2 separate regions of the Homo sapiens genome follow, and region 1 is linked to region 2. A link is a contact called in ENCODE Hi-C or POLR2A ChIA-PET data. All regions are on one chromosome and are shown on one strand. The core of a region is the stretch at or near the end of the contact, and the rest is flanking DNA. Distances in the headings are between cores, read along the strand shown. Region 1 overlaps SERPINI1 (serpin family I member 1). Region 2 overlaps PDCD10 (programmed cell death 10).

Evidence for each region. Hi-C counts contacts between places; a loop is a spot of excess contacts on that map. ChIA-PET counts read pairs that join two places held with the same protein, here RNA polymerase II (POLR2A). Pooled maps may share reads with other maps.
Region 1: a map with no recorded cell type shows a loop between it and region 2 (10-fold over the local background). The contact joins two enhancer-like sites. A Hi-C loop is called at or near these places in 3 of 37 single-sample maps with no recorded cell type and 4 of 50 pooled maps. POLR2A ChIA-PET finds 5 or more read pairs at or near these places in 1 of 52 experiments (H1).

Annotation. Positions count from the first base shown.
Region 1 is chr3:167,771,830-167,775,012 of GRCh38, forward strand. The region is part of intron 1 of SERPINI1 (serpin family I member 1); the gene reads left to right. Among named protein-coding and RNA genes, the nearest start is that of SERPINI1, 38 kb to the left of the region's middle. Within about 2 kb of position 1,372, at least 2 of the 41 ENCODE cell types and tissues checked have a DNase peak (open chromatin) inside an H3K27ac peak, as active enhancers do.
Region 2 is chr3:167,690,244-167,693,066 of GRCh38, forward strand. The region is part of intron 6 of PDCD10 (programmed cell death 10); the gene reads right to left. Among named protein-coding and RNA genes, the nearest start is that of WDR49, 38 kb to the left of the region's middle. RefSeq lists a silencer at 1,294-1,433. Within about 2 kb of position 1,313, at least 5 of the 41 ENCODE cell types and tissues checked have a DNase peak (open chromatin) inside an H3K27ac peak, as active enhancers do.

The sequences.
Region 1 (3,183 bases), core at 122-2,621, 82 kb after region 2:
TGCGCGTGTGTGTGTGTGCGCGCACGCGCACGCACATGCACACATGGAATTTAGCAGAGTCGGTCTTTTACAGGGAATTCTTGCATTAAATTAACAGAAGTGAACCTGATGACCTCTAAATATCATCCAACATGGGCAGCATGGCATAGTGAAATAGTACGAGGCTTGAAGCCTTCAGATGAAGGTTCAGATCCCCTCTTCACTCCTTAATAAACTGTGTGAACATGTTATAGTATCTTCAACTTAATAGGTTTCAGTTTCTTAATCTACAAATGGGGTTGCTTCCATCTACCTATAGGCTTGTTATGAGCATTAGCAATAATTTATATTATGTCTGGAAGTTTGGTTCATTATACTGTTATTCCATCTCCACAGATCTATGAATGAATGATCCTTGGGGAGAAAATTGAGGTCAAAGATATATTTTATGGGAGGAACTTCTCCTTTCATTTTGAAACTTAGATATTTCTATCATATTCCTGAATGTTATTAACAATTCTCTAGATCTTTTACCTCCCATCCACTCACCTATGAAATTCTACAAGCAATACTAGAAGTGAGGAAATGTGACCGTACATCCCAACCTATTTGGGTAGCCCGCCTTGCACTTACCTCAAGTTGAGCTTTGCCTCTTACTGCTTTTCTTATTGGGATTTTAAAATTGTATATTCAAATATAGCTGTATAGATCTCTTATGGAGTAAAATCCATGATGCTCATGGCAACCCGATGTCCATCATGTAGTCATTCTCTGCAGGGCTAATTGTCTGTATTTTTAAAAAGTGAAGTCAAGAGAATTGTTTCATTTTATTCTAATTCATTTATGGACATGTCTTATCTCCATGACAGTCTCTGACACATACCTTGGAGTCATTAAAATATTCTCTGAAATTCAAGTGCAGTGGAGTGTACCTATAGTATCAGCTGCTCAGGAAGATGAGGCAGGAAAATTGCTTGAATAGCCATTGTATTCCAGCCTGGGCAGTATCTTGAGACTCTCTCTCTCTCTCTCTCTCTCTCTCTCTCTCTCTCTCTCTATATATATATATATATATATATATATATACACACACACACACACACACACACACACATGCATATATACATATACATATATACACATATATATGTATATGTGTGTATATATATGTATATATATATATTTCTCTGAAGTTTATCTGACACAACTAACTTTAACTTTTGGTAGTGCTTAAGACAAGAAGCAAATCAGAAGTTAAAAAACAAAAAGACTCCAACATATTTGCCTGCATTTCATCATGACTATTCTGAGAACTTTCAGTGGTTACCTAAGGAGAGGGACACATCCTAACTATACCAGGGCAGTGAATGCTATTGCTCACAATGTAAGATCCATTAATTACACTCCCCATTCTACCTGTCCAATGATGGGAAAAGCTTTAAGCTGCTATGTAAGCAGCTTGATAAGAGACAGTTTCCTGTTAGTGAGGACTGTTAAACTTGGATTTGATTCAGAAAAATAAATTAAATCCATTTCTCTCGAGATCTCCGAAAATAAGAGTGGTCGATTTACTATTTTAAGTGCCTTGTGAAGAACTACAATATTTCCCCTACTTTTTTTCACCTACACCAACATTAACATTGGCTGATTTCCTTGACACATCTTTCTACATAACTTCCTAAAGCTGTTACTATATTATAAATGTTGTCCTGAAAATTACAAGCAAATGTAACTAGAATACTTTGATAGAGCCTTTTTAAAATCTACTTATGTTTTAGTTGTTTGCCCACACTGCAATAAAAATTATAAGTTGTCTTTTCAGTCATTCACACTGATGAACAGGAACAGGAAACCAAAGTTTCTTTTAGAAATACCTCTATTACAATGTGTGTGGCAGGTTTATAAATAGAATTAACAGGCAGGTATTTTCAGATAGCTTTAGCACAGTGTTAGTCAATGTCAGGGAAATTTTTTTAAGTTTATGGGAGCTTTAAAAAACAAAACAGTAAAATTACTTTTGACACATTCTTTGTTACTTTGACTTTCACCACAGTCTATAGTCCTGAAAAAGACTGTTTATAAAGTAACGTACATAACTTAATTTCCCCAGGGTAAAATAAGTGTCAGCCACAAGTATTTTTGTGATTAAGAAAGAGCCACTTAACTTAGGTTGGTGTTCCATATCAGTTAGAGATTTCTTCTGTCAATTTCTAGCATTTCTACCACAAGTTTTTTTCTAAAAAAAAGAATTCTTAGAGGAAATAATAAAGATTTTTTTCCAGATATCTAAATTAGTATACATTTTTAAAAACATCATAATAACTCTATGAAATATAAAGTAGCAAAACAGCATATGAAAGTTCTCATCTTCAGCTTGGGACACAGCTAATGCTTAGTAAGTAGCAGATTGAGGCATATGAGGTTGCCAATATTTGACCACTTTGACTTATAAAAATGACAATTTCATGAGATTCAAGTTAATATTAGTATTCTTCCTTATTTGCATTGGTGTCAGAATCCCATTAGCCTAATTCATCTTACCAAAAGGGCCCTCAGATCTTGAGAAAATTATGGTTATTGGCCAAGATAAAAGTGTATCTGCATGGCTTCAGTAGCTACTGCAGCAAAGTGAACCTATACATTTCACCTCAAGAGAGTTTAGGGATGTTCTCAAACCTCATACCTGATCTTATAAAGCAGAGGTCCCCAATCCCTGGGCCATGGACCAGTACTGGTCAGTGACCTGTTAGGAACCAGGCCATACAGTAGGAGGTGAATGGTGGGCAAGCGAGAATTACCAACCCGAGCTCCACCTCCTGTCAGACCAGCAGCAGCATTAGATTCTCATAGGAGCCTAAACCCTATTGTCAACTGTGCATGTGAGGGATCTAGGTTGTGCACTCCTCATGAGAATCTAACTAATGCCTGATGATCTGAGGTGGAGCAGTTTCATCCCCAAACCATCCCCTCACCCCTGTCTATTGAAAAATTGTCTCCCACGAAACCTGTCCCTGGTGCCCAAAAGGTTGGGGGCCACTGTTATAAAGTACAGCAAGAAGTTAAAGCTAAAGGAGTAAAATAACAGTTGTGAGGCTGACATTGTAGTGGAGAGAGACACAGAATCCAAAAAAGCAAAAAAGGACAAAAACAAGCTACAAATATAATACAAATACCATTTAATATGGGTGGCTTTGATGTGTACGT
Region 2 (2,823 bases), core at 63-2,562:
ATCTTATCAAAAAACTGCAATAGAAAAGTAGAGTTTCTAATCATGCCACCCAAATTTGCATGATACGCATTTATGCAAATGCACTAATGAAAGGGAATCCCTGTGCTTTATGTTGAGTTTGGTTTAGACTGGAAAACTCTGAAAAAATCTATTCTGAACCCTTCATGAAAACTCCTAACTTAAAACAAATAAACCTTGCTGAATTTTAGCCTAAGAATATGCAAATGCAGATTACAAACAGTAAATAAATGCCTGGCTTTTTTATTTTGGTCTGTTAAATCACGAGTCTCCACTAGTTTTCCATTAGTTGAGATGTATTGGACTTCAAAAAAAATACAAATTAATTTTATAACATATTTGCATAGCTCAAATGTACTCAGGCACACACATTCATTGATCAAAAGGCCTTTTGAAATATTTGCTGGATCATTTTTCCTTATCAACTCCATTGAGAAAAGGGAGGAAAATCCTCATTTCACAATGTTATTATAGCATGTACTGTTGAATGTATGCTAGGTTCTGTGCTAGGCACTTCATGTACATCATTTCTTTCAATTCTCACAAGTCATTACCCTCATTTTCAGAGGCACAAACTAAAATGACAGAAGTTAAGCAACTTATATCCAAGGTTACATAGCTAAATGTTGGAACACAGATTCAAATCTAGGTCTGCTAATATATTCAAAATTGCCTGAATATTTATTAGCTGTCAGGATTCTTTTTTACTTGTACTTTGATACAATCTATAGCATCACCTATAGTACTTGGTGTAATATGTATATGACATATGCTTATTGAAAAATGTTGCTAAAATGAATAAAGGGGATAACTACCTTAGATATAAGAAAGTAAAATATTGGAGAAACGCCTGAAGAAGAAATCATTTTCTATTTTAGTGCAATTTTATCCACTAATTTGTCAATTAATAATGGTAAGAACATACATGAAAATGTACCAATATATGACAGTGATACAAATAATTATACTTTAGCCTATCTATGCTATTCATATGTGGTTGAATTTTAGTCTCAGAAATAACATACATATCAACAAACTTGCCAGGGCAAATTATCCCTCCTCAAATGGTTAGGAAGTAAATTTTCATTGCCACCATTACTCTTAATTCAATTGTGCTAAATTAGTACACTCTAGAAAACAGAACTGAAGTATTATTACTCCCTCATAAAGAAAACAACACCCTAAAGAAAGCCTCTGTCAATGACTATAGACAAGACTCTTAAGCTCAATTTCCTTATGACTAAAATGTGCTGCTAATAATGTGGTTTTCAAACCGCAGCTCCCTAGAGTCACAGACGGTTTAGCAGAGATGTCTCAGGGACTCTGTAGGGGGAAAGAGGATGTCAAAGTGACAGGATGAGAGCTCTGGGCCTACATTTCTATGCCAGTTTCAACCACAATACTGTTATCTCTCTCACGTACTGGCATTCTATGTTAAAATATCCTTTTTCACATTTCTTTCAAATGGCAGAAACTCTATTTTTCAATCTCCAGATTACATCAACATTGGAAGTCTGTGATTGGGAAACAGCAGTGAACACCTGGCATTAGATTGCCTGGGTTCAAATCCAGCTCTACCACTTAATAGGTAAGTTCTGTGGCCTTACCTAATTTTCTGTGCCTGCTTCAATTTCCTCACTTGTTACTGGGTTGTTGTGATAAGTAAATAAATGTAAAGTGATTAAAATAGTGCTTAGCATATAATAAGTCCTATATAAATGATTGTTATTAAGATGACATTGATTATATAAACCTACTTCGATGATCTGAAGCAAAATCTGCTGCAAATATTATTTTAAATGTCAAATCTTCATAGAAATGTGTCATGGCTCATCAACAAGTACACGATTATCAAAGCAAATGAAAACTTACCAAATTATTTCAAAACTTTAGAAATAAATAGTCTAAACAACTAAGTTTGGGATCACTGACAATTTATCCTTTTACAGGCCAAACATGTTTACTTTAACTATACAGGGCGAGTATCCCTTAAACAAAATGCTTGAGACCAGAAGTCTTTAGACCTGGGGATGAGGCCCAAGTATAAACATGAAATTCATTTATGTTTCATAAAGTGCATCCATATATGCATACATTTTGTGCATACAACAAAGTTTTGATTGTGTTTTGACTACAACCCATCCATCACATGAGGTCAGACGTGGAATTTTCCACTTATGGTGTCATGTCACGGTGCTCAAAAAGTTTTGGATTTTGGAGCATTTAGAATTTGATATTCAAATTAGGGATGCTCAACTTGTACCAGATTAAAAATAAAACTCCATGAACAGTTGATTATCTTCCTCCTTCACATATTAAAAGTAGAAAAGGAAGCTGGGGCTTTCCCATAGGAAAGGTAAAATACAAAACCCTTAGGCCAGGCGTGTTGGCTCACACCTGTAATCCCAGCACTTTGGGAGGCCAAGGCAGGCGGATCACAAGGTCAAGAGATCGAGACCATCCTGGCTAACACAGTGAAACCCCATCTCTACTAAAAATACAAAAAATTAGCCAGGCATGGTGGCGGGCGCCTGTAGTCCCAGCTACGCTGGAGGCTGAGGAAGGAGAGTGGCATGAACCCGGGAGGCAGAGTTTGCAGTGAGCCGAGATGGCGCCACTGCACTCCAGCCTGGGCGACAGAGCAAGACTCCGTCTCAAAAACAAAACAAACAAACAAAACAAACAAAAAAACCCTTAGTGTTTGTCCCTTGTGACACAGATTTTGGCTATTCAATTAAAAGCCTTTTTTATATTCCTGGCCCTTAATTATTGTCAAAGAGTAGGGTCATTCCTTGATAGCTGGGT